Linked DNA regions of Homo sapiens: all the other regions are linked to region 3. A link is a loop called in an ENCODE intact Hi-C map of the cell type or tissue named here. Cell type or tissue: B cell. All regions are shown on one strand.

The links. Peaks named below come from ENCODE experiments on the same cell type or tissue, not always from the same donor. Only the 100,000 strongest peaks of a DNase experiment are listed, where the experiment ranks them.
Region 1: it touches region 3 in a loop (6-fold over the local background); 37 of 110 quality-filtered maps call a loop at or near these places.
Region 2: a loop joins it to region 3, with 10 times the contacts of the local background. A loop is called at or near these places in 46 of 110 quality-filtered maps.
Region 4: a loop joins it to region 3, with 5 times the contacts of the local background. A loop is called at or near these places in 55 of 110 quality-filtered maps.

Annotation. Positions count from the first base shown.
Region 1 is chr12:71,622,533-71,630,532 of GRCh38, forward strand. ZFC3H1 (zinc finger C3H1-type containing) reads right to left here. Exons shown (of 35, transcript NM_144982.5): 19 at 7,077-7,178; 20 at 6,386-6,505; 21 at 5,219-5,402; 22 at 3,728-3,914; 23 at 1,572-1,760; 24 at 828-1,065. Among named protein-coding and RNA genes, the nearest start is that of ZFC3H1, 37 kb to the right of the region's middle. In B cell, no CTCF peak of the experiment used is centred here; a DNase peak (open chromatin) is centred at 3,759; H3K27ac peaks cover 1,046 bases.
Region 2 is chr12:71,632,772-71,640,771 of GRCh38, forward strand. ZFC3H1 (zinc finger C3H1-type containing) reads right to left here. Exons shown (of 35, transcript NM_144982.5): 7 at 5,647-5,744; 8 at 4,079-4,288; 9 at 3,719-3,883; 10 at 2,672-2,809; 11 at 1,933-2,054; 12 at 1,384-1,533; 13 at 493-667; 14 at 115-246. LOC124900332 (small nucleolar RNA SNORA17) reads left to right here and starts at 6,584; the gene lies at 6,584-6,712. In B cell, CTCF peaks have their summits at 4,060 (motif pointing left) and 4,265; DNase peaks (open chromatin) are centred at 4,050 and 6,910; H3K27ac peaks cover 2,399 bases.
Region 3 is chr12:71,742,790-71,750,789 of GRCh38, forward strand. No RefSeq gene overlaps it. Among named protein-coding and RNA genes, the nearest start is that of RAB21, 8.1 kb to the right of the region's middle. RefSeq lists a silencer at 5,076-5,285. In B cell, a CTCF peak has its summit at 4,374; a DNase peak (open chromatin) is centred at 4,372.
Region 4 is chr12:71,690,355-71,698,354 of GRCh38, forward strand. TMEM19 (transmembrane protein 19) reads left to right here. Exons shown (of 6, transcript NM_018279.4): 3 at 6,082-6,219; 4 at 6,926-7,180. Among named protein-coding and RNA genes, the nearest start is that of TMEM19, 8.3 kb to the left of the region's middle. RefSeq lists an enhancer at 4,177-4,276. In B cell, no CTCF peak of the experiment used is centred here; DNase peaks (open chromatin) are centred at 1,487, 3,377 and 4,297; H3K4me3 peaks cover 2,724 bases; H3K27ac peaks cover 6,897 bases.

The sequences.
Region 1 (8,000 bases), 120 kb before region 3:
GCTCACTGTAACCTTCGCCTCCTGGGCTCAAGCGATTCTCATGCCTCAGCCTCCCGAGTAGCTGGGAATACAGGCGTGAATCACCACGCCCGGCTAAATTTTGTATTTTTAGTAGAGATAGGGATTCATCATGTTGGCCAGACTGGTCTCGAACTCCTGACCTCAGGCAATCCGCGCACCTTGGCCTCCTTGGCTGGGATTACAGGCGTGAGCCACTGTGCCCGGCCCTAGTCTCTTTTACGTAGCATACAATTTAGACTATATACTAACACACAGTTATATGGCCTTGTATGTTTAATAATTATGACAAATGTATAGATTTTATCTTCTGACTAGGCTATATACTTCCTTCAGGAAGAGGCTTTATATCTTGTAATGTGTTCCACAATAGTCGTATCATTTAATATAGAGAAGCAACCAAACTCACTGACTGATGGAGAAAATATTAATTGGTTGAAAAGATAGAAATCTTTAAACTTCCACCTTAATGGACTGCTAAAAAAAAAAAAAAGTACCTAGTTCTCTGATTTAATCAATTCATCAAACTTACATAATTTATTTTCTCTACGCATTTAACAGATATCCTTTGCCACAATCAGAAAGATAAACAATGTAATATCGTGCAGTTATTGGTTTTCAAAGATGCCAGTGTCCATCTTCTCTGATTCAAGACTTAATTTGCCTAATAAATTGTGAAACTAAAACTTGCAATATAGAGATATAAATTTGTTCCACTTAATTACAGAGAATCACAATAATGGGTAGTTAATGTTCTAAACACTGATGTTATAACAGTTGATATTACAATTTATAAACTTTATACTTACCTTCAAAAACTGCTAACAACATGTCAGGATTAGTCTTTACATCTTGAACAGCTTGCCATGGCATTACAAATGATTCAGTGTTAACAATTCTTGAAGGATTATCATTAGATGGATCATAAAATTTTGAAGGGAGAATGTTGAATTCAATAAGATGTATGTAGGCCAACCATGCCAAACATCGATCACTGGTTTTAAGGTATTCAGCTACTATTCCATCATTAGCAGATTTCAATGCATTCTAGGCAAAATTTAAAATTTTTTGATAAAAAAATTAGAGATGTCAGTACCAGATTAACATAATTTTTACTATGCTAAAGTTTATGAAATAATAAAAAGGTCACATTTATTTGTACATTTTAAGTGTCCTGATACTTAAAATCTAATAAGACAAAGACAAAACAGTAAAAAGAAAAAAAATCTTTTAAACCACACCCATATAGATTATTTTCATCAGACTGATTTTTTTCCTTTATGGCTTAAATCTTGAAGTTTACCTGTGGATACTTAACATAAAATATTTTCATTGAAAACTTATAAAAACTCTAAAGATATTACACCCATCAGGCAAATGAGGAAATAAAGTCATAAACTTACCCAATGTCACATGACTTACTAGTAAGTGGAAAAACAAGGATTCAAATCCAAATCTTGTGCTTTCAACCATTAAATAATGCTATGGATAACGGTGTAGACCTTTTAAACTTTTTCTGCAAAATGCAATTAAATGCTGTACCAAGTGCTTACCTGTAAAATTGCCAGTGCACTTTGGCATCTTCCAGTAAATATGTGCAGCTGAACTCTAAACAAAAGAGCCTCTAAAAGCTGAAAGGACAAAATATTGGATGTTTCCTGCTTGGCTGCTCCCATCAGAAACTCCAACATTCTCTCACATACGTAATCCTTTTCTTCAAAGGTACTTTCTAGGTGTAGAAACTGCCCAAAGGGCCTTTATATTATTAATGTTGCCTTTCAGGAATAAACCAAAACTACAGACTTTTCACATTTCATTAAGAAACCATCTCATAGTAAATCTTCAACTTCTGCAAAAAGGATTACTGTAAAAATGTATAACTCCATCTTCTAGTACTACAACCTAGACTCCCTCTTCTATCACATATCGAAAAGTGGAATCAGATGAAAACTAAAACAATACAGATATACTCTTAGAGATATCACTGAAGCAATTTCATTTCTCTTTTCCCTGACTTAAAAGGTAAATCGCAGCAAGATCATGATGAATATCCAAAAGTACACATTTATTATCACATACAATTTGTGTTGCTTAGGTGTGTGACTGTATAAAAGTTTTGAGAATAGATTTGTATTAGAAATGTGCTGGACGCGATGGCTCATGCCTGTAATCCCAGCACTTAGGGAGGCCAAGGTGGGTGGATCACGTGAGTTTGAGACCAGCCTGGCCAATATGGTGAAACCCCATCTGTACTAAAAATACAAAATTTAGCCAGGCACGGTGGTGCATGCCTGTAGTCCCAGCTACTTGGGAGGCTGAGGCAGGAGGACCGCTTCAACCCAGGAGACGGAGGTTGCAGTGAGCCAACATCACACCATTGCACTCCAGCCTGGGTGACAGAGCGAGACTCCGTCTCAAAAAAGATTTAAAAAGAAAGAAAGGAAATGCATGACAAAACACATTAAAGACCAAGCAATTTCAAAGAAAAATATTACATCTTTTGAATATTCCACACCCTATAAAATCTTGTAGTGATAACAGCATTCACTTAGGTACAATGCTCTAGGTTAAAAAAAAATCAAGCATGCTTTACTATCCAAATCTGTTCACTACCTGAGTTCAAAGAGTAAGAAATAGAGTAGCAAGTTTATTAAGCGGTATCATGTTATCCAAATCTATTTGGTTCACAACTTCAGTTGGTAAGTAAATGACAGATTTGACAGCAATAGATTTATTTAAAAATTTATCTGAAACTAATGGCTCCCAAGTTCAGGTGATAAAAGTTCAGGTGAATATTTATTTTATTTCTCAAGTGGATCAATTATAATTTTAAGTCTGGGTAAAAAACATCCCATTCTTGGCTGGGCATGGTGGCTCACATCTATAGTCCCAGCACTTCAGGAGGCCCAGGCAGGAGGATTGCATGAGCCCAAGAGTTCAAGACCAACCTGGGCAACAGAGCAAAAACCCATCTCTACAAAAAATCTAAAAACTATCCAGGCATGGTAGCACGCATGTGTGGCCCCAGCTTTTCAGGAGGCTGAGTCCAGGAGGACTTGGGTCCAGGAGGTAGAGGCTGCAGTGAGTCACGACTGCACTACTGCACTCCAGCCTGGGTGACATAGAGAGACCCTGCCTCAAAAACTGACAGCCAAAAAAACCATCTCATTCTCTTGGAGAAAGAGGAAGAGGCCATTTTTTCTCAATCAAATGTTTTTAGCTTGGCAATTTTAGATATTAGTGTGAATTACAGATTGGGATTATTTCTATAAGCAATGGAAACAAATAATAAAAAGACAAAAATGTTTCCTGGCAGTCATTATAATTTTATAGAGGCAATTTAAGATAAATTTAAAAGAAACAATTTTTTCAGGTGTTTTGCAAAAGCTACACTTAACTTTGCCCAAACTAAAACTGTGTAAAAATAGGTAAGTGTGAAATTTTTAACAATTTTACATTTTTTCTTTACCAATAAAGTTAACAACAACAAAAAAATCACCTCTTCACTAAATATTTTCTTCTTGCTTAGTCTAAATTCTGATCCAGAAGTGGCTTTGTGGTTACTAGAAACTGAAAGTAAGGTTATTATGTCTATATTCAGATAAAGCATATGCTCTATTAAGCTACTTATCAATTTTTAAGATGATCCAAATAATTATACACACACACACACACACACACACACACGTACGTTATCTTTTCTACTCACAGTCCAAAAGCTTTGATAATCTGGAGCATATTCAACAGCTGTTTCACACATTTCCTGCACCTCGTCCTTGGTTCCTCTTTTTGAGAACAATCTGAGGTAATGGCACCAAATTTCTGGATTGTCTTTGTTATTTTCCAATGCTCGCGCCAGAACATTTAAAGCAGAATCCAAGGATTCTGAGCACTCCCTGTATATATAAAAGAAAAGGTGGAAGTGCTTTTTAGAACCTGCTTGAAAATTTAAATAGGGCTAATCCAATGAGTCAATTTTAAAATTCCATTTTCTACTAGAATTTACCAAGAAGTCAGGATCACTTATGAAAAGGGGTACTAGATTTCAGATTTTAAATCACATGCCTAAAAGTTTCTGATTTTCCACAGACCCAACAATTTTTTTAAGTGAATGTTCAGTAAGCATTTACCACAGATAAAAGTACAGTGTTATAAAACCACTAAGATTATCAACTTCAAATGTGCTTTATGTCCATATTCAGCAATACCTTTTATGATTTACACCATTTGGGAATGCGAAAAGTTAAACAACTCTCTCTCAAGGCCAGCTACTGCAAGTACAAAATATCAAAGCTTTCAGTATAATAGTTCTTTTCAACGGTCAAGGGCTTGCTATCTCTTGGAGAAGATAATTCTTTCTCATGATCCTATTCATAAAATAATGTATGGTTCTTTTGGCCTTCACTCAGTAAATGAGTCAGAAAAGAAAACACTGTAACTTATCCCATTAACATGGAAATGACACACAGGAAAGTTAAATAAGCAACACATCCAGGCATGTGTGGGTTTATTAGCACTCTGCAGCACTGCCTTATTTAAAAGCTTTAAGATAGTCAAATATTTCAAAGAAACGTGTAAAAAAAAAAAACCCTTGAATTATTGTAACTATAAAGTTATAATTATGAAAAGATTATTCTTGGCTTATTTCTACTACCAAGAAGTTAGAAGATGCCATTTGCAATACAAACTATTGGTTGTATAAGTTATTACCATTTACCTTATTTAAATACATATAATTTAATATGACAGAGACAGAAAGAAAATTCACCATAATTTGGAAGTTCTCAGATAAGCTTTAAATATCCATTACAAATTAACAAAATTTAACCTGTTCCACCATTATTTTATCATAATTTTATTAACAAACTATGACTACTATGATTTTTTTAAAAAACAATCAACCATTCCACTAGTCAGAATTTACTGTTTTAACTAATCCTACTTTGAAATAAGAGCCTACTGGAGTAAAAAACTTTAGTATAATTTATTACCCATACACTGAGCCATGCACACAAACTCAAGATCTAATCTTAAACTTGTCTAATAGCTTTTAAACAATAAAATGCTTTTGGCTTTGTCAAAAAACAAAGACTCCATTGATACTAGGAAAGAAACCTGACTGATTACCATAGGTAAAAAAACCTCAAACATAAAAATATAAATGTGCAACTGTTTACACAAAGATTTGAAGTTGACCTACCCCTCATTTTGATTCAAGTACTTGTACGCAAGCTTGAGCCAAAGTTGTACATGAGAAGGATTTTCAAGCACACTTGCTTCTAAATTAGCGATGTCATCAGTCTCATTTGTAAAGTATCTGACATCATCTGGAGTGACAACTGTATCCAGAGCTGGAACATTTATTTGGTTCTCTGGCTGGAAAGCTATTTAAAAAAAAAGTATTATTAGCTTCACATTTTCTTTAGTCCACAGATGCAAGAAAAAGAAAACAATTGGTCTCATCTTTAAAGTAACTTAAAAACCTAAAGATTCTAATGACATGTACTAGCTCACAGCTTTAAGGTAGAGCTATGACATAATTTATCACCCAAACCAGGACCCTTCTGAGTGGAAAGAGGTGCTACTAAAAATTACACCAGAACAAAAGGAGTAATTAGAACTCTGCTATTTTAAGGCTAAGTGACATTACCTTTTCAGTCCACTTAACAGTAACTATGATTCAACTGCTTTTTCATTATTATCAAATGAATTCACATTTGTTAAACTGCAAATTATAATTAAGAAATTAAAAGTCATAATTTATAAAGATTATTCTACTATATCTAAACTAGAAAAACAGTGTTACGTTAGTGTAAATAAGTACATAATAGCATACATCTCTTGGATACTTGCTAATTCACAAATAATGCAAACTTGAAATTAGAAAGTAAAATGTGCCTAACATACAGGCACTCATTCATACATTATTTTGTTCATTAGTTCATTCATCATTTGTTCATTCTCATCTTTTGAGCCTTCTGCATGTCAGAAAACATATTCAAAGATGAAGTAAAATAGAACACCTGCCCTTAAGGAGGACACAGGCTAGGCAGTGGTTCTCAAACGGGAGCTACCTTCCCCACCAACTAATGTATGTTTGGAAATATCTGAAGCAGTCATAATTATTAACTAAGCAGTGCTCCTTGCATTTACTGGAGAGGAGCCATGAACACAAATATCCCGCAATTTCAGAGGCAATCCTGCACAGTGAATTAACTGTATTGTCTAAAAACCCAATGGCATCGTTTTTAAAAAAAATTTTTTTTTAACCAGGCAGGCTGATACACCAAAGGATTAGCAAAGTGTTAAATAAAGATGGAACACCACAATTTAATAATTCTGGATCTTAAATTACATAACTTCTTACCATACTTAATTGGTCCTGTAGACTGTTCCTCATCACTACTGAAGCTATTATCTGAAATAGGTTTTCTCCAAAACTTTGGCTTCCACTTTCTTTTATCTTTGTAGGTTGTAAATGGAGGAGCTAAAGTAGATAGGAGAAGATTGTTAATTGATATAACTAGTTTTTTTTTTAACATTTTGAAGGATACTCAAATAATATTTGAGAAGAACTACATTCACTCCATCTTAGAAATGATACGTATTTTTTTTTTTTTTTTGAGATGGAAGTCTCACTCTGTCACCCAGGCTGGAGTGCAGTGAGTGCAGTGGCGCGATCTCAGCTCACTGCAACCTCCGCCTCTCGGGTTCAAGTGATTTTCCTGCCTCAGCCTCCCAAGTAGCTGAGGCTGCAGGCACACGCCACCACCACCCGGCTAATTTTTCTATTTTTAGTAGAGACGGGGTTTCACCATGTTGGCCAGGCTGGTCTCGAACTCCTAACCTCAAGTGATCAGCCCACCTCAGCCTCCCAAAGTGCTGGGATTACAGGCGTGAGCCAGCGCACCCAGCCTGGAATGATATGTATTACATTAAGAACATAATACCAACAAAATTTCTGTCATACAGAAACTAAAAAGTCCTTTTCAGAAAGAGATACAGTACACACACACACACACACACACACACACACACACACTTATATATGTACTTACTATGACCTTTACTTTCATTGATATTGCTAACAAGGAGAACAGCCATCTGGTCCATTGACATTCGATCTTTGTTTACTCCAAAAAGTTTCTCAACATATTTTTCTGAAATAAGAGCAATGCAATCTTCATGATAAATATCAATTACAGAGACTAGGATAATTAAAATGTATGACGTGAACTAGTTTAAGAATTAAAGGCGATTATATGGTACTAGTCAATAACACCTATGGCATTTGAAAGGGCAAAGCCTGTATTATCTTAACTACTATGGCAAATCCTACCACATCATATACCCCATTTGGGATTAAAAAAAAAAAAAAGTAGTTCCTAAAATGAACTAAGTAATTAAGTTAAAGTCCCAAATTGGGAGCGATAAAATAGATTCAGTGACATTACAATCACTCTGGGCTGTGATAACACCAAATTTAGTAATTATTATTTTCTTTACTTCCAAAAGATTTGTAGCTTGAGGTTTATTACTTGGCACCAAATCTGAGAAAAAGCTTAATAATATTTGCTCACAAGTGTATCAAGTCTTATTTCATTATAGAATTGGAAACAACAGCCATCGTAATTTCCAGCCTTCCTCTATTTTTTGAAAACAATAAGTAAAAATAGGCTCCTATGTTAAAATCAATAGTAAAGTTTCTATACAAATAGCTTAATATTTTCTTTTAAATAAATGGAACTAAATATTTAAATGAGCTCTGTCCAAAGAACTTTCTGAAATGTTGGAAATGTCTTAAATCTGTGCTGTCCTACTGGCATGCACTTGCCACATGTGGCCATTGGGTACTTGAAATGTGGCTAGTGTAACAGAGGAAGTAAATTTTTACCGTAATTATACTGGATACAGCAAATCTAGATAAAGTATTATGGGTAAATACACTGAATTATAGTAAGTATTTTACAATGTCAACAACT
Region 2 (8,000 bases), 110 kb before region 3:
CTTAATCTCTTGGAATTTACAGCAAAGAGTTACTTTATATATACATCTTACCCTTAAAACTATCATAAAAACTTTCTGCTTTCCAAAAGTAAAATATTTCTATAAAACCCTCACCCCAAAGCGATCTTGTTCCAGTTTACGTTTTCCTATTTCTTTACTGGCCACTGCCTTTGCCCGAGCAAGCTCTTCTCCATATTTTAGAGTCAAAGCTTTCTTAATTGTAACACGCTGTTGAACTCTGTGAATCTGAAAAATATAGAATAATCCTGAAAATGTAAATGAAAACCTTAAAACAGGAAATTTCTTCTTCTCAAACACCGTGGCTTTTGAGCATTCAACTGAAAATAAAAATATTCCAATATTATTTCTCAACAAGAAACTATAGGTTATGCATATTTTGCTGGCTTTAGTATACAGTGGTTTGTCTTACAGAAAATTTGGCCTATAAAAATGTGTAGTAAACAGGAGACTACAGTATTTTAAAATAATTACTTGTTCCTGAAGCTTCTTCAAAAACATTCTGTTAACATTAAGAATTTTTTCAGTTGCTTGAAGCTGTTCTGTAAGTTTTGTAATCTTTGCTTCAGCATTTCTAACAGATTCTTTCTTCTTAGCTTCTTGTTGCACTAAATTCTTTAAAACAGATTCATCTTTCATCAAGAGAATCCTAAATGAGAAATAACAAAATTCTTGTTAATGTTTCCCTACAAGAGCAGACTGTCAGAATAAAAAAATTTTCAAAGTAATAACACAATTTTTAAAAATGCATCTACGAGACACAGATAAAAATGTAAAGGGATGAATATTTTTATATTCATCACACAGGTATTTAAATTAACATTGCTACACTGATAATAGTAACTATGAGACTGATCTTTTAAAAAAAAAAATTTAAGCCTGAGGTAACGTGAATTACTGTTGAAAACTTGTAGTAAATATTCAACGTTGGGCCAGGCACAGTGGGAATGCATTTCCCTAGTTCAAGCGATTCTCCCGCCTCAGCCTCCCAAGTAGCTGGGATTACAAGGCATGCACCACCATGCCCAGCTAATTTTTTTGTATTTTTAGTAGAGACAGGGTTTCACCGTGTTGGCCAGGCTAGTCTCAAACTCCTGATCTCAAGTGATCCACCCACCTCGGCCTCTCAAATTGCTATGATTATAGGCGTGAGCCACCGCGCCTGGCCGGTATTTTTATTTAAACATTAATTTCATTACTTTATGTAAATGTAGTGTCATTCAACAAAATGACAGACTTCTACATTCTACAAAGTTTAAGTGAGAAAATGTATAATCTTATAGTACGCTTATTAATAACATACACCACAAAAATGTATTTCTCTACCACAGGAACAATTAGATATGTGAAGATAACAAGGCTCACCTATGTTTTTTCAGTTTTGATTCTGCATCTGTAACCTGCTTAGTAACCATTGCTATCCTGCCAATACCATCAATTTCCACATCAGAGTTTGCTGGGGATGATGAACTTGTCTTCAGCTGATCTGATTTAATCAAACGCTGTTTCTCACGGCTAAAATTATCAAAAAGGATATATGCATTACACCCAAGAATAAACTTAAACTATTTTTAAAATGTATTCTATTTCATGCAGTAACAATATTAATCACACCGACTAATAATAAAGATGATGACCAATATGCAAGACCCAAGTCAGCATTCAAAGTTGATAGTGGAGTCCTTCTCTTTGAGTGTTTTCATCTTTTTTCTAAGCTGGTTATGTCCTAGCACATCACTCTATTCAAGTGTATGTATGACCATCCAGCACCATCTTCTGTGTGAGTTATAAAACATTAACTCTGTATCTTGGATAAAACTATCATCACTCATTCCCCAGTGCCAAGAAACTCTATAAGAGAAGTTTTGAAAACATCACATACTTTTAATGTTAATTACATAAAATTACACTTACTTGGCAATCTCTTCCTTTAACAATCTATATTCAATCTTCTTTTCTTCAGGCAAAGCCTCCGGTGTTCGCAGAGGATCATTTTCTTTTTCAGATTTTGGAGGTACTTTCGGTTTTGAAGCTTGCTAAAAAAAAAAAAACATTTGAAGTCAACTAGATCATCAGCTTTCCAAAATTCCATACTAAGATTTATATTTTACATTGCAACCCAGTGTATACTGAATTTATTTAGAAATACCTGAATGTCATCATTTTCTATTCTTTTTTCTAAAACAATGTTGGTTGATAACTACTAAATTGTATACGCCACCAAGTAGTGAAGATCTACAGTCTGAAAATCATTGAATTAAATCACAGCTAAACAACTACTGAAATAGGGAAAAAACGATAAAAGTTGTACTTAGAGAATACATTTTAATAAAAACTGTTTTCTGGTAACACAACACAACTCTAAAACAACAGTCTCCTTACTACACAGAACAATTATCCAACCAATTTTACTATTTTGAAAAAGGAAATACTTAATAGGAAACACAAATAATGGAAACTTTTAATAGTAAAATCAATCTACATTGATACATGCTTCATTATATAAAGTCCTAATAGCACAAATACTTAAAATATTTCCACAAATCAATGTTATTAAAAATCTATAACTTTATGGTTTAATTTTCAGGAAAAAATAAACTTTACTGATCATCAAAAGGTCATCTTTCTTTCCACCTTTAATTATTGCACTTACCTCAGCAGTTCGTCTTGCTTCTTTAATCATGGACTCTAATCCACCAAAAACACTATTTGTTGACTTGGAAGCCTCTCCATCAGATTCACTATCATCTGAATCATTTAGTGTTACAACCACTGATTTATGCTTTGGAAGCTGCAAAGACAATATATTTATTACTCGTGATAACAAAAGGATGTCATTTAACCTTGTTCAATTTCAATCCACAAAAATAATGGGCTCCAAGTAGACAGTCTATGGCTCCTTCTAGGGTTGTATTACATAATCCACTGAGTCGACCAATACTGGTTATATGACTGAGACATAAAATGTTGTATATTCTTTAAGACTTTCTATTCTATAATTACTCTCATTAAAATTTTATTTTCACTAACTTTCTATTATAAAGAACCACAATGCAATTTAAATTAACTCTTTTAAAACCAAAGAAAAATTTTGTTAATTTTACATAATAATTATCAAAATTCTGTACTTTGTGGTTACATATAGAGGGTAAATTGCCAAAACTGGCTTACCTAACAGGAAAGATTTCAACTTGTCTTTGTTCTATTTATTTTACTTTGAAGCCATTACAAAACAAGGTAGAAACAAACTATCATTTCAACCTCCTTAATAAACATCATAAATAATTTCTTCCATCATAGTGTAGTCATTGGTTGGAAAACATACACAAAGTATACAAAGAGATGGGAGAAATAAAAAACATGCAATTTGTTAAAATTTTGACTCCAAAAAGATAGAAAATCTGAATGAGCCCATTTCTATAGAAAAAAAGCTGAAGAAATGTCAGAGGAAAGTACACCACTCTGATGAAAACAATACCTCCCCCAACACACTATCACCAAACTCTTACCAGTTTTCAAGTGAAGGTGTTGCTCTCATTTTATCATTAATAAATTAAAAATAAATTTTAAAAATTTGTATTTATATGTGAATATATGTGTGTATATAAATAAACCAAGGGGTAGAAAACAGGACAGCTAAACTTCATAGAAATTTATCATAACTGTTTGAATAAAAGTAGCATTAAATTTTTGTTTTTACCGAGATCACAGTTCGTGGAAGACGGGGTCCTCTGTGAAACTTTGGATTCTGTATCCTAGGCTGAGACACTGTGTTAATACTGACTATTGATAGATTGCTTCTTGGCACAGGATGTGAATTGTTCAGAACTGGAGGTGAAGGTGGGTCACTATTACTGGATGTTTCCTACATAAGGAAGAGAAAGACATTAAACATTCCTAAATAAAAATAAATTTCTGCCACCTTTAAAAATCTTGAGCATGTTAGAATTATCCCCACTTTGCTGAAAAGCCCAATGATGCCCAAGTAACCAGAAAAAAGTAGGACTACCGTAAAGCTAAGCTCAAGAGCACCACCTAGAGGTTTAGGTACCTAAATTACCTCTGGCTTAAAAGCTCTTTTATTTGCTAGAGATTTAAGTAGTTCTTCTCGAAGCAGCATTTCTTCCTCCTCTTCCTCATCTGCAAAAGGTGGTTTTGGAGGCTGTTCTGGATCTTCAGGTGGGAGAGGTGGTAATGGTGGTAGAGGAGGTAGAGGTTCAAGAGAAACACACAAGCCTTCCACATAAGGCTGGCTCAAAGGTGGCAGAGACTATTTTTTAAAAAAAGAAAGAATTACAACGCAAATTTTATCAACTCAAATGCTTCTCTCTGCAGCAATATTAAACTAGAAAAAAATAAACTTTACATTATTATTTTAGCTGTAAATATAGTAAGCTAAGTATATGTTAACCTCAAAACAAACCAGAAATCAATAGCCAACCACGAAAAAGTGTTATTTTTACAATTTTAAAAAAAATCAACAATATTTGAAACATTTATTAACTTCAAGGAAAATTATAGAAACTTCTCTGTTCCAATTCTTATATCCATTTAGCATTCTAGAAGATATAGATATCAAACTATACAGGGTCCTTCCTTCTAGATGACTACCTGAAAGCAAGTAGAGGTACTGAAACCCAAGACATAATATTTCAGTAAAAAATAAAAATTAGAAACCAAGGGATTCTGTGAATAATAGTCCAGAGTACTTTAATCATTAATTAAGTATCAAGAAGAATCACCACTACTCTCTTAAAATGGCTTCTTAAAGAATATCTATAAAGGAAACTAATTTTACACAAATCCCTAAATTTGGATATGTATTTGCATCAAAGATCTTCCACTATTTCCCTTGGCATTTAGTTCATTTATTCATTCCCAAAAAGAAAACATTACAACGAAGAAAGTGCTGTTTTCTCTCTCACTATCGGCTCTAATATTCCCCTCACCATATATGTTCTAGAAAGACACTAGACGTCTTTCCTGAAACGGAAAAGTTCCCTCTTACACCTACTGAGAGATACTCAATTTGATCTCTAGGTCCTCTCAATCTAAAAATAATGTCAAAACTTTTAATGTGTGATTCCTCTACTTCCTTTTTTTCCTTTTCCTTTTATTGTTTTTATTTTTTTGTTTTATTTTTAGTGGGAGGACTGGAGATGGGGGGGAAAAGAAATTAACTTCATAGAAAATGCTTTTCTTTTGCTGGATTTTCAAGTTAAAAATAACCATTTTTATGAAAAGAGGAGAAAGGAGAGTATTAATTTTTAGAAGCATCCTAATGCATGTAAATTCCAATTCCCTAAAAAAGAGACAGTCCAAAACAGTAGATAACTTCTGTTTTTGAATAAATTTTCTGAGTAGCTACTATCTGAGAGTAAAGTGAAGAAGGAAACATGATAGGTACCGAAAAGTCAACATGAAATTAAAAATTAGCTATGAAAAAAATCTACCAAATGGATAGCTTGCTGGTATAATCAACTGTTTATTCTACGTATTTCATTGCTATTAATTCTTGGTAAGCAATTCTGATTTTTTAAGCCCTCTTCAAACCTAACCATTCGTTTTTAAAAACAAATTAGAAAAGACAAGACAAAATAATTTTCTTAGAAATCAATTCTGACTTACAGAAACCTGAGGTGGTGGAGGCAAAGAAAGAGATGGTGCTGGAGAAAAATACCCCAATGAACATTCAGAGAAAAATGGCGGTTGCACTGGTGAAGGAGCTGTAAAAAAATTTTTTGTTAAGAGTTTAATAACAGAAATACTTCATCAGGAATATATTAAGTTTATGTTATGTTTGAAGAAATACATCTAGGTGGAGTGCAAATTAGATTTTATCAACCTCTGATAAAATCTTTAAACCCCTCATGAGTCCACCTCCAGCCATTTAAAATTGTCATATCATCATAAAGTCAGCCATTCACTTTAAACTAATAATTAGTCCCTCAAAACTCTCACTTTGTTCCACTTTTAACCTAATGATGAGAACAGGGAATAAAGCAGGAAAAGACAGAAACATACTTTAAAAAAACAAACAAAAAAAAACACAAGCATATTTTTTAAGAAATAATGAAACAAAAAATTCCCTTAAATTCTGCCAAAGTGCCCTAGCCAAAGGAAAACAATGATGTGGTGACTTCATTATTCCCTTCTTGTGGAGCAAAAGAAAGTTGAGGACATGGACCATATAAGCTGTGTTGAAAGTAAATAAAACTAGGAATGAGAAGAATTACTTAGTGTATTTAGTCAATAAGGTGCACATTTTTTCACATTTTAATTTTGAAATAATTACAATTGATGCATCTCAGCATTTTTCTTCCTTGGTAGCAGATAAAAATAATTGTGTATTTTATCTTCAATGACTTGTTAGGCTCACTGAAATACAGCAGTTTCAAAGACTACTCTTACTACCCTACCCACTAACTATATAATCAGAGAAAATCTAACATTTCTTCTTTATCCCAGTTGTCTCACAAGTCAATACATTATTATCCACATGCCTTATATGGGGTTGACTTGAGTCCCAAATGAGATAATCTGAATATACACTAATCTTTGGAACATTTTACATAGCGCTGCAGATGTGGCTGCTGTGTCACATTTGTGTTATTAGGTGGCAGAGAGAAGAGAGGCTATGTCTATGCTCAGTGTTCTGCCCCATGAACATTTGAATGTTTAATAGTCAGACACTTGATGGTGCTATTGTTTTATGGACTTGGCATGTTTTCCCTTCCTAGTATCTGGGAGAGAGGGTGGACCTAGTGAGTGCAGTGATCTCCGAGGAAAGCCCTCCAGGCTGCACTATCCTCATCCAGATTTAACCAGCCCTGACTCACTGCCAGGTGCCAGGAGAGGCTTCTGAGGACTTTCTGACCTTTGTGTTGGGTCAGCCACTAGGGGGTCTGAAAGGACAGTGGGAAGGTAGAGGGTGCCCTCAGCAAGAGTAGCCTTCATTCATGAATTTTAGAAACTAGTGGTAGGAAAGATGAAGTCCATTATGTGCTGGTTCATGCTACCCACCATGTCAGGATCATCCAGGAGGACAAAGAACTAGGCAAGTGTTTGCTGGTGTTTGATTCAGTTAATAGTATTAACAGCAGCCACTTTTACTATGCTCTTGATTCTGTGTCAAGCTTTCTTGTTATTTATTTTTGAGACAGAGTCTCACTCAGTGCCCAGGCTAGAGTGCAGTTTTATTGTGCTCTTGATTCTGTGTCAAGCTTTCTTGTTATTTATGTATTTATTTTTGAGACAGAGTGTCGCTCAGTGCCCAGGCTAGAGTGCAGTGGCACCATCTCAGCTCACTACAACCTCCACCTCCCAGGTTCAAGCGATTCTCCTGCCTCAGGCTCCTGAGTAGCTGGGACTGCAGGGGTGAGCCACCACTACTGGCTAATTTTTGTATTTTTAGTAGAGGCGAGGTTTCACCATGTTGGCCAGGCTGGTTTTGAACTGCTGACCTCAGGTGATCCTCCCGCCTCGGCCTCCCAAAAGTTCTGGGATTACAGGTGTGAGTCACCGTGCCCAGCCATTCTTGTTTTTTAACACAGGAAAGAAGCTGACAGAACTTGTGACTGGCTTACAGTGTGAGCACTGGCCAGAAAGACCAGGTGGACTGGCCCCAGCCCAGATCAAGATGCAGAGGCCAAGATGTGGGCCTTGCCCTGTGCCAGAAGGCTGGTTGGAACAGAGGTGCAGATACAGGCTCAACCTGCTCTGGGACCACCAGTGGTGCTCAAGGTATTTGCAGCCTCAGAGCTTGGCTTTCCACAAGTCCACCCACCCCCAAGGCCATGCAACTGCAGTTCCTGCTCTGCTTTCATTACAGGGAACGGGCAGGCTGGCACTGGGATGCCCACTGCCTCTGGCCTCTCTACCTTGGTGGCACTGTGTGCTCCAGCTGGCCAGGGGCAGCTGCCGGGACCACCCCATCATTTTAGTATTCTGATTTTTAAGTTGTTCTGCCACTGTGGTATCCT
Region 3 (8,000 bases):
CCTGTCTGGAGGATATAGGGGAGAGTCATTTTCTTTGCCTTTTTCAGCTCCCAGAGGCCACCCACATTCCTTAGTTCATAGGTTCTTTTCCTACATCTTCAAAGCTCACAATGGTGGATCCCATAACTCTGATTTTGCTTTTGTAATCACATCTCTAACTCTCACTTCCACTTTAAAGAATCGTGTAATTACTGGAAACACCTGGGTAATCCAAGGTACTCTTACTATTTTAGGGTCAGATGATGAGCAACTTTAATTCTATCTGCAACCTTAATTCCCCTCTTTGCCACATAACTTAACATATTCACAGGTTCCAGGAATTGGGATGTAGATATCTTGTGGCCAGGGCAGGGGGAGGGCATTATTCTGCTTTCTACAATAACCCAACCATCAGAGTGAAAGTCTCAAGGGAAATTAAATTATATATAGTATATTTAATATAAATTATATATTTATTAATAAATATATTAGCCAATACATCTATTAATATTTTATCAATAAATATCTATTAATAAATATTATATCAATAAATACATCTATTAATAAATATATCGATAGATATCTAGTAATAAATATATCACTATACCTATTAATAAATATTTTATTAATAAATATATTCATTAACAGATATATTAATAAATACATCTTTTAAATGTTGAATTATATTTATAACATATAAATATATATTTATATTTCTATATAATTTAATATATGTATGTATATTATAATTTACATATAATTTAATATATGTATGTATATATTAAATTATATATAATATATGTATGTATATATTAAATTATATATAATATATATGTATGTATATATTAAATTATATATAATATATATGTATGTATATATTAAATTATATATATAATATATGTATGTATATATTAAATTATATATATAATATATGTATGTATATATTAAATTATATATATTTTGTCACCCAGGCTGGAGTTCAGTGGCACACTCTCAGCTCACTGCAACCTCTGTTTCCTGGGTTTAAGCAATTCTCCTGCCTCAGCCTCCCGAGTATCTGGGGCTACAGGCCTGTGCCACTATGCCTGGCTAATTTTTGTATTTTTAGTGGAGACAGGGTTTGACCATGTTGGCTAAGCTGGTCTTGAACTCCAGAACTCAGGTGATCTGCCCACCTCAGCCTCCCAAAGTGCTGGGATTACAGGCGTGAGCCACCACACCTGACTAAATATATATATTTTTAACTGAATGAAAATGAAAATATACCATGTTGAAATTTATGGATGCACCTAAAACAGTGCTTAGAAATATATAGCATTAAGTACTTATAATAGGAAAGAATAAAGATCTCAAGTCAGTCATCTAATTTTCCATGTTAAGAAACTGGAGAAAGAAGAGCAAATTAAACCCAAAGCAAGCAGGAAGTAAGAAATAATAAACAGCAGAAATCCATGAAATTGAGAATTGAAAAATAGTGGAGAAAAATCAATAAAACCAAAGTGGACTCTTAGAAAAATAATTAAAATTGATAAATCTCTAACTTGACTGACCAAGAAACTGAGAATACTTAATAACCAATATGAAGAATAAAAGAGGGAAGATCTCTACAGACCCACAGACACTAAAGGATAATAAGGGTATGCTATGAACAACTCTAATTAGGACCAGAAGTAGACTGAGGAAAGTTCATAATAGTGGTAAAGGAGAATAAGAGAGGAAGCTGAAGCCAGAGGAATATAGGGACTGATAGCCCTGAGAATGAAGTTAGTAACTATGAATTTGTATTGATGCACAAAATTCAGGTGGCTTAGAAAATTGTTCCAGAAGTTCACTTTAAGGTTGGTGTTTTGTGATGATGCAGTGTAAATATAAGGATATATGAAAATGAAATGTGCTGGTAAGAGTTTAGATACTCAATGCGGAGTCTGAACCTGGTTGTGAGCAGCGTGGGAGTATGAGGCAGCTAGAAGTCAGGGAGAGGGAGAGAGACCAAGAGAGGACTGGTGGATGGACTGGGGAGGGAGGCTGCGCTTGGAAGTTCAAGGAAATGGAAGTTTGCACAAAAGCCAAAAAAAAAAAAATAGTGAAAATGAAGTCATAAGAATAATACCTTTAGCCATTTATTTTGCACCTACTGTGTTTCAGTCATTATTCTATACATGGGATATAATGGTAAGCAAAACAGGCAGATCTCGACTAGTTCAGGAACTTACATCTTTAGTACTGATAAATAAGTAATTATAATACTCAATAATACATGCTAGGAAGTACTTAAAAAGGGGTATAGGAGAATGGTAAGATTTTGTTTTGTTTTAGAGATAAGGTCTTGCTCTGTCACCCAGGCTGGAATGCAATGTCATGATCATAGCTCACTGTGGCCTCAAACTCCTAAGCTCAAGTGATCCTTCCATCTAAGCCTTGAAGGTAGTTGGGACTACAGATGCGCACCACCATGCCTAGCTGATTTTATTTTTTTAAAAATTTTTGGTAGAGATGATGGGGGGGTCTCACTATGTTGCCCAGGCTGGTCTTAAACTCCTGGCCTCAAGTGATCCTCTTGCCTTGGCCTCCCAAAGTGCTGGGATTACAGTGCAAGCTACTGCGCCTGGCCTAACAACAGCTGGATTTTAATTAAAATCTTTTCCAAGTAGGAATGAGTAACCAATAGGAAAAAACACTCAAATAAGTGGTACTGAATGGTATAATTCTCAGTATACACTAGTATTAATACTTACAAACTTCCCATTCGACTACAGCTATCCCAAAGCTCTCCAATCTCAACATCACAAATCTGTAAGAATCCTCAGCCAAATTATTTCACCAGGGCAAAGCAATTTCTTTATTAAAGAGGCTTTTAAAATTCTCTACACTGACTGATTTCTCAAGAAGATGCGAAAGAATAGTCATTCAGGCCCATCTCAAATAGACAAATATCTCTAGAATTTCCAGTTTCATATGACTAGTGGCATCTAGTTTTTAAAAATCAACATACTGCAGACTGACTCATTGAGACTGTTACCATTCTGAACTGAAACTTTTTAGTAATTAAAAAATTGCTGTTCACTTTGGGAGGCCGAGGTGGGCGGATCACCTGAGGTTGGGGGTTCGAGACCAGCCTGACTAACATGGAGAAACCCCGTCTCTACTAAAAATACAAAGTTAGCCGGGCTTGGTGGTACATGCCTGTAATCCCAGCTACTTGGGAGGCTGAGGCAGGAGAATCGCTTGAACTTGGGAGGCGGAGTTTGCGGTGAGCTAAGATTGTACCATTGCACTCCAGCCCAGGAAACAAGAGTGAAAATCCATCTCAAAAAAAAAAAATTGCTGTTATACATCCTATTACCAATCATCTCAAACATACACTTCCATCTGATATAATTAGGTAAGCTTCATGCCATGGTTATTTCAAAATACAATTTCTAAAGGCAAAATAAAATACAATTGGCCCACCATTTGTGGGTTCTGCACCTGTGGATTCAACCAACTGAGGATAGAAAATATTCAAGAAAGAAAATGTCTGTACTCCACATGTACAGACTTTTTTCCTTGTCATTATTCCCTAAACGATGTAGTATAACAACTATTTACATAGCATTTACAATGTATTAGGTATTATAAGTAATCTACAGATGATTTAAAGTATACAGAAAGTTGGGAGGCTGAGGTGGGTGGATCACCTGAAGTCAGGAGTTTGAGACCAGCCTGGCCAATGTGGTGAAACCCCATCTCTACTAAAAACACAAAAATTAGCCAGGCGTGGTGGTGAGCACCTGTAATCCCAGCTACTCGGGAGGCTGAGGCAGAAGAATCACTTGAATCCAGGAGGTGGAGGTTACAGTGAGGCAAGATCACGCCACTGCACTCCAGCCTGGGCAACCAGAGTGAAACTCGGATGTGCATAGGGTATATGCAAATACTACACCATTTTATATAACAGACTTGAGCATTCATGGATTTTGGTATCCATGAGGAACCCTGGAACAAATCCCCCATGAATACTGAGGAACGACTTTACATATTTATGACTAAACAACGTTTTCGGTTTCTTTACTTGCCTTCCCTTTTTAACTCTTGAGAGTGTATATTTTTAGTAGAAACTGGTGGAAAGATCTGAGAAGCTGAACATTGGACTTAAATTCCTTCTTTGACAAACATATGTAAAGTTTCTTGGGACACTTTTAGTTAACAACTTAGGGAAAAATGGCTTGTGAACTGTATCTTCTCCCCTTTTCCACCCAAGAGTCATAGGATTTTGGAATATTCTTGTTTTCTACAACTCAGAAAAAAATCTCCCCATGGTTTCCTTCTTTTTAATGTTGAAGGACACCTAAATTTTGAATTACGCTGGCAGCTTTAAATGTATGCTGGCCAACCTGGTAAATTTTATTGGGCTGCTAGTGCCTCTCTGTGGCCAGTGACTACAATTACAGCTCAGTTTATTGCCAGTGAGAAGCATTTGAAAGATTGCTTCAGATGTACAAATAGTGGCTTTGGAAGCTGCAGAGGCCAGGCATGGTGGCATTCACCTGTAATCCCAGCTACTCAGGAGGCCGAAGCAGGAGGATCACTTGAGCCCAGGAGTTCTAGACCGGCCTGGACAACATAGTGAGACCTCCATCTCTATTAAGAAAAAAAAAAAAAAGCTGCAAAGAACCTAGGGGAATGAGATTAGAACTGACCCAAAGCTGTGGGGACCTGGGCTACACCGGGGAGGGTAGATAGCTAAGCAGGGACTGGATTTTGATTGAAAGGAGAAAGGGGTGTGCATGCTGGGTAGATATCAAACATGATCACTACACATATTGTAATTGTTTCTGTGTTGCCTCCCACACTAGAATATGAGCTCCATGATGGCAGAGACATCTTGCCAGGCACTCAACAACAAAGGTTGCTGAATGATTGAGCAATAAAGGAATAAATGGGATTCATTCATAGAAATTACACATTAGTTGATAGCTGCTATTCTATTACCCTTATTAGAGGCTTAAGATGGAAAATGCTTTGAGTAAATTTTTTTTTTTTTTTTTTTTTGAGATGGAGTCTTGCTCTGTTGCCCAAGCTGGAGTGCAGTAGTGCGAACTCGGCTCACTGCAACCTCTACCTCCCGGTTCAAACGATTCTCCTGCCTCAGCCTTCCGAGTAGCTGGGATTACAGGCACCCACCACCACGCCTGGCTTATTTTTTGTATTTTTAGTAGAGATGGGGCTTCACCATGTTGGCCAGGCTGGTCTCAAACTTCTGACCTCGTGTCATCCACTTGCCTGGGCCTCCCACAGTGCTGGGATTACAGACATGAGCCACCACACCCGGCTGCTTTGAGTAAATTTTATTTAACAATGCTCCATATGCCCAGGAGTATTTCTCAAACCTCATTTTTAATACACAGTATTTTATAGGCTTAGCTCCATTCATTCCTTTGTTTCAGTTAACACATATTAATTGAGCACTACATTCCAGAAACTGGAGATACAAAAATGTGACAGACACAGTTCTAGCGCATAGCAGACAAAATCCCTGCTTTGCTGGCAAACCCCCAATTTCAGCTCCCTCCACTGTGGCAGCTGCAGGAATCGTGTTTTGTTTTGTTTTTCTTCAGGTTCGTTTATCTCTCCTGTTGTACTCCTGTTTTTCTACACTTTAGCTCCTAATACTCAACTTATTCTTTTTTGAAAGGATGCATATTATAGTATATTAACCCAAATTCCTTGAAATTTCTTGTACTTGTAGAAAAGTGATATAGAAACAGTGCATCTGTAAGTACTAGAATTTCTCCAAGTAGTTATAAAAGTGTTTTTGAATTCTCCTTTTGTCTCTGAGGAAAAATCTAATTAGAATAAGAATGTATTTTCTGTAACAGTTGCTAAAAGGAACCAATGTTCAATGGAGGATTAAAAGTGCCTTGGGGATACAAGATAATTCTACGTGGAGAAATGAAGCTGAGAAAATACTTAAATGACTATGTGAAAGACATGCATAGATAATACTGGCAAAGTTGGAAATAGTTTCTTCGAGCTTTTGAGTTTCTTATTCTTTTACTACTTGTTCAGCCCTACTCTCTGTTTGCCTCCATAACTTAATATAACCAGTGGATTTATAATTATGACGGGCTGTAAAAATATACACACTTCATTAGGCTAAAGTAGGGTTTCTTGACCTTGGCAACATTGACATTTTGGGCTGGGGCACTTGTTGTGGGGCACTGTCTTGTGCATTGTCAAATGTTTAAATGCATCTCTAGCCTCTTCCCACTAAATGCCAGTAGACAAAATATCACCAGATATTACCAAATGTTCCCTGAGGAGCATAATTACCCCTGGTTAAGAACTAGTAGACTAAATCAACCATCTTTAGTTAAGTTCCTGAGCAAGTTTATTTCAACTCCTACCACTCAGTTGAAACCGTTCAAATCAAAATTTCAAATTGCTCTCTTGTAGCTAAACCAGTAGATACTTAAGACACATAAAGACCAGTCCATACTTAACTTCACCTCTCCAAAACATTTCATGATTCCCTTTTTCTTAGAATGTTCTCTTCTCTCCTTGACATTAACTTCCCCAGTTTTCCTCTAATTTCTTTGTGTATCTCTTTGCAGCTCCTGTTCCTCTACCCATCTCTTAAAAGTCATTGTTCTCAGGTGCTCTGTCCTAGGCCCTCTGACCCTCTCACTTTATACACTCTCCCTGGGTGATCTCCTCTACCCCTGTGGAAGCTATTTCTCTCTGTGCATTGATGATGTCTTTGTCCTTTTCTCAAGCCCAGATCTCTCTCCTAAGCTGCTGGTTCATAAAACCAATTGCCTACTAGATATTTATACTTGAGAATACCTCAGGCACTTCAAAATCAAAATGTACAAAACCAAGAAAGTACAATCAAAAAATGTTTTCTTCCTCCTGTGTTTTTTATTCCAGTGAAAGTCATCACCATTTACCAGTTGACTAAACCAAAACTGCAGGATTCATTTTTTATTCCTCCCTGTCTCTAACTTTCTCACTTTTCGTAACCATTGTTCCCCAAGTCTTGTTAACTCTACCTTCCAAGTCAGTGCTTTACAAACTTTACCATGAATAAGAATCACAAGGAGGGATTGTGAAAGAAAAGTTTCTTCTTGGATTCAGTTGCAGAAATTCTGATTTAATGGGGGTGGGGGATGGCAGAATTGTATTTCTAACAAGCTTCTAACTGCTGCTGTTGCCCTGAAGACTGCATTTTATGTCACACTGTCCTAAAAGACTTCTCATTGTTCCTATAGTAAAGCCCAAGCATGACTTTCAAGGTTGTATAGAATCTTATTTACCTCTTTACATTCATCTCTCACCATATATTTTTTCAATGGTAAATGAATGAGTGAAGGATGAATGAACCAGAGATATACAAAGGCCATTGACAATCCTCCATTCCAAATGAAAAATAAGAATTATCTGACTCCTTGACTCTAGCTATTTCATCAAAATTCAACAATTGAGGTCTCTACATGGTTATATGATCATACTGGGATTCATGATATTGGTCTTTTTTTTGTTTTTCCTTGCAGATGGGGTCTTGTTTTATCATCCAGGCTGGAGTACAGTGGCATGAACATAGCTCACTGTAGTTTTGAACTTCTAGGCTCAAGTGATCCTCCCACATAGCTGGAACTATAGGTGCATGCCACTATGCCTACTTATTTTCTAAAATGTATTGCAGGGCCAGGCACAGCGGCTCACTCCTGTAATTCCAGCACTTTGGGAGGCTGAGGCAGGCGGATCACTTGAGCCCAGGAGTTCAAGACCAGTCTGGGCAACACAGTGAAACCCCATCTCTACAAATACAAACAAATTAGCCAGGCATGTTGGTGTGTACCTGTAGTACTAGCTACTCAGGAGGATGAGGGGGGAGGATCACTTGAGCACAGGAGGTCGAGGCTGCAGTGAGCCAAGATTGTGCCACTGCACTCCAGCCTGGGCAACAGAGTGAGACTCTGTCTCAAAACAAAAAATATTGTAGAGACAGGATCTTGCTATGTTGCCCAGGATGGTCTTGA
Region 4 (8,000 bases), 52 kb before region 3:
TGTTGACCAGGCCGGTCTCGAGCTCCTGGTCTCAAGTGATCACCTGCCTGGGCCTCCCAAAGTGCTGGGATTACAGGTATGAGCCACCATGCCTGACCCCTCTTTTAGCAAATTTTTATTGAACACTTACTGGTATGTACTACTGTTCTAAAAACTTGGGATAGATCTGTAAACAAAAAGAACGTGGTGTCAGTTCTCATGGAACTTATATTCTTTAGGGCAGATAGATAATAAATAAAATATATAAAACTGTTCAGGTAATGATGAAGTTTATGAGAAAAATGAAAAGATAATTGTAAAGTGTGTATGTTGGAAGATGTAGTGCATTCTTCTGTAAATGGTGTCAGGTGCTTTTCTCTACGGAGGTCATTTTGCACTGGTATCTGAAGAAGCTAGCAATGAGATCTGACAGAATCATGTTCCAGGCTGACAGAATAACAAGTGCAAAAGTCCAGATATTTTAGAGGCTTATTTGAGAGTAAGAATAATAGGGCTCATTTGACTAGAAAATAGTAACGATAGGAAAAGAAGTGAGAGATAAAATTGAATAAACTCTAGCAATGTGCTCTCGTGGTCCTATGGTTTTGTCAATTTTGCAAAGGTCAAAACTGTTGTACTCTTTTTCTTAAAGAGGGAACCCCAAATTATATAAACTTTGGGCTCCACAAGGCCTGGATCTCCCCCTTATTTCATTTTTAGGGCATAGAGAGAATTAAATGCGATAATTTAAAGTCCTTACCTCATTGCCTGGACACATAGCCAACATTTATTCAGTGCTTGTAACTATTATTATTAGGCAGAGTTCTTCAAAATCATGCCAATTCTCTTCATAATTAAGAAATACTGTTTAAGTTATATTGTGAGATTTCTTTTCCTTTTGTGGGGTAATTGAGAATTAAAGTTAACTAGACATACTGATATTTTTATATGAATTTTATTTTACCATATAATCAATAAGTATTAGGAGTGGTTATATTTTATCTATTTAACAAATGCTTATGTCACACTTTCTATGTACCAGGCACTGCTGTTAGCACTTTGGTAGTATTAAATCATTTATAACATAATTTGAACAATCTCTGCTTAAATATAATAACATGGACTTATGCTTTGCTAAAAAAAGTTCTTTCTGGGCTGGTCGCAGTGGCTCACACCTGTAATCCCAGCACTTTGGGAAGCCAAGGCAGAAGGATCACTCGAGTCCAGGAGTTTGAGACCAGCCTGGACAGCATAATGAGACTTCACCTCTACAAAAAAAAAAAAAAAAAAAAAAAAAAAAAAAAATTAGCCTGGCGTGGTAGTGCACACCTGTAGTCCCAACTACACAGGAGGCTGATCGTGCCACTTCAGTCAGCTTGGGCAACAGAGTGATACCCTGTGTCAAAAAGAAAAAAAAAAAAAGCTCTTAGATATCATTGCCTTGGAATTTATTATTCTTATAGAAAAAAAGGTCAAGTCCTTCTTGAAATTCTGTCTTCCTTGGGCTTCTGTGCTGTATATTGTCCTGCTTCTCTGACTTTTACGATCTCTACTGTTGTTTCTTTCCTGCTGCTAGAAGGGCTGCCTTGTAGCCCTTGGACATCTGCTCCTCTCCTATGTTGATTAGAATTAAAAGATATGAAACCTAACACTGCCACCTGTTACCAGTGCAAACTTGGGCATGCTGCCTAACTCCTAGGAGACTCACTTTCTTAATCTCTTATGAAATACCTCCAATAGTAATATCTTATGGACTTATTGGTAAATCTCAAACAAGATATTATATGAGGCAACACATCTTTGTAAACTATACAAAAATGTTCATTGTTAGTGATTATGTAGTTTCAACCATATTTTTATACGTGAATGACTATTAAATTGGCATTGCCACAAACATTTCTTTCTTTCTCCGTACCTCTGCTCACATTACTTCTCCCCCTCAACCTCTCTCCTACCTCATTATATATGCTGATTATTATTATTATCATCTGCATTAATAGAGAAGTATATAGAGAGGTTTGAAGGATGAAGAGACAGTTCTGGGCAGAAAACAATGAAAACTGCAGAAAACTGAAACTAACACTTGCAGAATAAAATTAAATGAAGTATTCTCACTTAAAAAGTTTCTGGTTCTAGGCTTCTTAGTGCTTAATGAAGTATTCTTATTGAATAGGATTCAAATCTCATGAAGTCATTTATTTGCTGCCAGCCCTTAGAGTTGGAAATGATCAAATGTAGTAGTAGATGGAAGCATGTCCTTAACTTACTTTCAGTAGTAACTGATAGTTCTAAAGTCAGGTAGCAAAAATATAATATGCATGTTTCTAAAAATTATCCTAGTGCTATAACATGCCACTTGATCTGCTTGAGCATAAAGGAAATCTGCTAGATTATAAACTCCTTGAGGACAAAGAGTATCTTATGCTTCTGTGTCCCATGTTTCTTTGAATAGTGCTAGATACATAATAGATGATTAGGAATAGATGTAGTCTGATTTTTAAAAACCTTTGCTTTTTTCCTAATTATTTCATTCTATGAACTGTTTATCTTTTCTTCTTTTTTGTAAAAAAAAAAATTATGGCCAGGTATGGTGGCTCACACCTGTAATCCCAAAACTTAGGGAGGCCAAAGCAGGCAGATCACTTGAGCCCAGGAGTTTGAGACCAGCCTAGGCAACGTGGTGAAACCTCGTCTCTACTAAAAATACAAATATTAGCCAGGCATGGTGACAGGTGCCTGTAATCCCAGGTACTTGGGAGGCTGAGGCAGGAGAACCGCTTGAACCCAGGAGGCAGAGGCTGCAGTGAGCTGAGATCATGCTGCTGCACTCAAGCCTGGGTGACAGAGCGAGACCCTGTCCCAAAAAAAAAATTTTTTTTTAGAGGCAGGGTCTCGCTCTATCACCCAGGCTGTAGTGCAGTGATGCAACCATAGCTTAGTGCAGCCTTGAATTCCTGGGCTCAAGCAGTTCGCCTGCCTCAGCTTCCTGGGTAGTAGCGACTACAGGCACGCGCCGCCACACCCAGCTTTTCTTACTGTTTGGAACTTTTTGTTTCCTTAAGGATAAAAAAAAATCTAATGCTGATTTAAAGTATATCATAGTAGTTGGGAATATTATCCTAGAGTATGACTGCAAGTCACTTAAACTCTCAGTGTTGTACTTGTCCTGTCTATAAAATGTGAAGGAATAATGGTATCTATAGCAATGAATTATCATGAAGTGTTATCCATGTAAAATGCTTAGCACAGTACTTGGCATACAAATATTTTATAGATGTTAGTTATTATTACTGTTTTCCTTCCACTACTGCTATTCACAGTGATATAGTTTGACCATGTCTCCACACAAATCTCATCTTGAATTGTAGCTCCCATAATTCCCACATGTCAAGGGAGGGACCTGGTAGGAGGTAATTGAATCATGGGACAGGTCTTTCCCGTGCTGTTCTCGTGATAGTGAATAAGTCTCACGAGAGCTGATGGTTTTGTAAAGGGGAGTTCACCTACACAAGCCCCCTTGCCTGCCGCTATGTAAGATGTGACTTTGCTCCTCATTTGCCTTTGGCCATGATTGTGAGGCCTCCCCAGCCATGTGGAACTGTGAGCCAGTTGAACCTCTTTTCTTTATAAATTACCCAGTTTCAGGTTTGTTTTTATTAGCAGCGTGACAGCAGACTAATACACACAGTTATAAGAAATTTTACTTTGCTACATCATGACTTTAGTGTGTCTAGGATTTAGAAGTAAGAGTTACAGAACTTCCTCAGGATCTGGGTATTTAGAACCATTCATGACAGAAACATATACCTCAGTGTTAAGAGGATTAGGCAGGGGTTCAGTCACAGTCAGTCTCTAAGCTGCACACTGAAGTGGAGGGCTCTGGTCTCTTGGAGAGAGAGCGAGCATTGCCAGAATAAGGAGAGGGTCACATGAGGGGGATTTGTGGCAAAGTGTTTGTGGAAGAGCACAGCAAGAGGGGGTGTTGTCAGGAAAGGCCACTGGTGGTGCTCTGTGTGGTTTCACAAGGGTGGCCTGACCTCTTTTTGGTCACTATACTTTGGGTCTGGTTTCAGTCTTTCTGAAGTAGAAGCCTCACTCTGTCATGTACCCAGAGTTGATTAGAGCCTAGAAAACTGGTTGAGTGTTGCTCATTGTCATAAAGGATTGCTATATGAGCCAGAATGCCACTTCATTAATCAGATAGAAGAACTACCAGGCAGAAGAACACAAACATCACTGTTCAGGCATGCCCTATTCTTGTAGTCAGGCCACTTGAGAAGTCAGATTATAATTAGAAGGCTGCTTTGGTGAGTACAAAGTCTGAGAAACAGTTATGCAAATCCACAAATCAAAGGTTCCCCTCCCTTGGACATGGTTCAAGAAGTCTGCCAACCTCTGGTTCTTTTGGCCTTCACTTTCTACATTTTGGGCTAGCCAAGTAAATTATTATAGAATATGTATGAAGCAATAGGTGAGCTTTGAGTTTATTAAATTACTATGAAATTCCAGTCCTGCCTTTCTCTTTTATGCCTCCTGGAGATTACCCAGGTCACCCTGGTTGGAATTTGGGGTATAACTCTACTCCCATTGTCAGAAATTTGTAGACAGTGTCATTTTACTCCCCCAATGCTATCTGTTAGGTACAGAATTTACCTGTTTTAGGCTCACAAGGCAACCATAGTCCTCAAGTCTTCAAATTATTTGGGAGTGCCCTATTGTCATATATATGAACCCCTTATCAATGATATTTAGAGATCTGCAGGATGGAGAGGTAGAAAAGGTATGAACAGGAGATAGCAGTTACTAATCTAAAATGTAGACATAGGTAGGAGTTGCCAAAAGTTCCAAGCGATCTTTACACTGCATGAAAGAAACCATTCCCTCAAAGCTTGTCTTGTTCATTTCCTCAATCTGAAGCTGTCACCAACATGAACATTAATTGCTTCATGTGGTATTTTAAGGTGGCTGAAGTAAAAAGGATATAGATGCCATTTGTAACATCTCAGTGTAGGTTGTGTAGGGCTCTTCTACCTTGGGTTTGTTTAGAGACGGTGGAACAAATTGTTAACAGTGAATATTCATGAAGAGGAGGAGGGGAGACACTTTGACTTTCAGTTTGTATACTTCCATGTGTTTTGACTTTCCCCTTCAGTAGTTGCATACAACTTTTGTAATGTTTTAAAAATCAGTTGAAAAAACTTAAAGGTTGGATAACAATATTGTAATATTTATCATTATTATTGTTGAGCTTTTGCCACTGGAACTGTTGCTGTTATTAGTATCCATGATATTAGGTAACACTTATTAAGGACCTCTTACATCCTGGATAATATAATAAGCATATTACAAAAATTATCCCTGACTTTTTACAGCAAGCCGGTAAAGTCAGAATTCTGATTATTCTCATTTCACCAATGCAAAATTGAGACTTAAGGAGGTTAGGTAACTTATCCTAATCTTGAAGAGGTAAGTGAAGGAGCCACAGTTTGAACTCTAGACTGTTCAACTCCAGAGCTGAAGCACTTTGTTATTATTAATACTTTATATCAAGTTACCCTGTTTCTGTACTCTCGATTAAAAGGTACCAAAGTTAAATACCAGTAATTGAGTATCTCTGGAAGGGTCAATGAGTAACTATCTCATTGGTTATGATATCTGAACTTTGAGCTAAGCAATGGAAAGGGTTATTATAGAAAAAGAAGGCCAGGTGCTGTGGCTCACTCCTGCAATCCCAGCACTTTAGGAGGCCAATGCTGGGCAGATTGCTTGAGCCCAGGAGTTTGAGACCAGCCTGGGCAATATAGTGAGACCCCATCTCTATTTCTAATTTTTTTAAATTAAGATAATTTTAAAAATATTATCTAAAATATTATCTTACATTCATATGGCATTGCTTGAAAGGAGATTAAAATATGGTAAAAAATGTGTACTCAAAATGGCATTCAGTTTACTGCTTGCTAAGAATTTAATTGGTAAAATGCAAATTGCTAGAAATGTACATTTCAGGTTATAATATAAAAATAATGGAAAAAATCCATTCTTTTTTCACAGCATTGATGTATGAATTGAATATAATTCTGTGTTTATATATGTTTCTTTCAGGGCTAGTCGTTGGATTTATCCTAACCATTGCAAATTTCAGCTTTTTTACCTCTTTGCTGATGTTTTTCTTGTCTTCTTCGAAACTCACTAAATGGAAGGGAGAAGTGAAGAAGCGTCTAGATTCAGAATATAAGGAAGGTAAAATTATGTTTGATATCATTCAAAATAGTAAACTTCATTTAATCCTAACATAAGGTTTTTTTTTGTTTTTGTTTTTGTTTTTTTTTTTGAGACGGAGTCTTGCTCTGTTGCCCAGGCTGGAGTGCACTGGCGCAATCTCGGCTCGCTGTAAGCTCCGCCTCCCGGGTTCACACCATTCTCCTGGCTCAGCTTCCTGAGTAGCTGGGACTACAGGCGCCTGCAACCATGCCTGGCTAATTTTTTTGTATTTTTAGTAGAGACGGGGTTTCACCGTATTAGCCAGGATGGTCGCAATCTCCTGACCTCGTGATCCGCCTGCCTCGGCCTCCCAAAGTGCTGGGATTACAAGCGTGAGCCACTGCGCCCAGCCAACATAAGCTTTTAATCAGAATGTTGTTTAAACTGTCAAAACACATCAATTTTATATGAGAATTCCTTTAGTAGCCAAATTGAGTTTATAATTTATTTCACAACAATGGGAAATGACAGCAGAATTTTAGAAGCACTAGAGTCTATCATGATTTTTCCAGATTTGTTAATAACAGTATAAAATCTGGGCAAATGTACCATAACACTTTTACTGTTTTTAAATTTTTTTGTTGTTTTTCTTTTCTTAAACTTTAAAACATAAACACCTATAACTGCATGGTTTTTCTTCTAAGGAGGAATCATTTGTTTGTCCTTTTCATCTGTTTGTTTCCAGGTGGGCAAAGGAATTGGGTTCAGGTGTTCTGTAATGGAGCTGTACCCACAGAACTGGCCCTGCTGTACATGATAGAAAATGGCCCCGGGGAAATCCCAGTCGATTTTTCCAAGCAGTACTCCGCTTCCTGGATGTGTTTGTCTCTCTTGGCTGCACTGGCCTGCTCTGCTGGAGACACATGGGCTTCAGAAGTTGGCCCAGTTCTGAGTAAAAGTTCTCCAAGACTGATAACAACCTGGGAGAAAGTTCCAGTTGGTGAGTTTTTTCTTCTTTTTGACCCATTGGTAGACACAGTTGGTGAGTCTTGATTTGAGATTCTTTAAAAAAACCAAAAAACCTCTTGATGTAATGTATTTTAGAGCCTTTTAAGAACTTTATTTAGTCTCTTTAAATAATAATTGGAAAATTTCTGTCGACTATTAAATTGGTAATAATAAATAATATTTGCAGGAAATGTTAGCAAGACCTAGATAAGCAATACAGGAACATAGAGATTGATTTGCAAACATATCAGTAGGGAAGGAAAAGAGAGGGAACAATAGAATATTTATTGAGGGCCTGTTAGGATATCAGTGCTTTAAGATATATCTCAATTCTCCATTATCAACATTATCAACAACTACATAGGTTGAGCATCTCAAATCTGAAAATCCAAAATCCAAAATGCTCCAAAATCTCAAACTTTTTGAACACTGACATGATGCTCACAGGAAATGTTCATTGGAACATTTCAGATTTACGATTTTCAGATTCGGGATGTTCAACTGTTAAGTCTATATAATGCAAATATTCCAAACTCTGAAAAAATTTGAAATCCAAAACACTTCTGGTCTCAAGCAATTCAAGTAAAGAGAATACTCAACCTATACTGCTTCTTTTTGTCCTCTGATGCTTCTCTTCCTCTTCGTCCCCTTCTTTTCTTTCTACCCATCCTATCCCCCATCATCACCTTCTCCTCCTTTTTTTTCTCCTCTTCTTCATCATCATTGTAACAGCTAGCATATTTTAGATACCTACTACAGAGCACTATTCTAACTGCTTTACACGGATTGCCACTTAGTACTCCTAATAATCA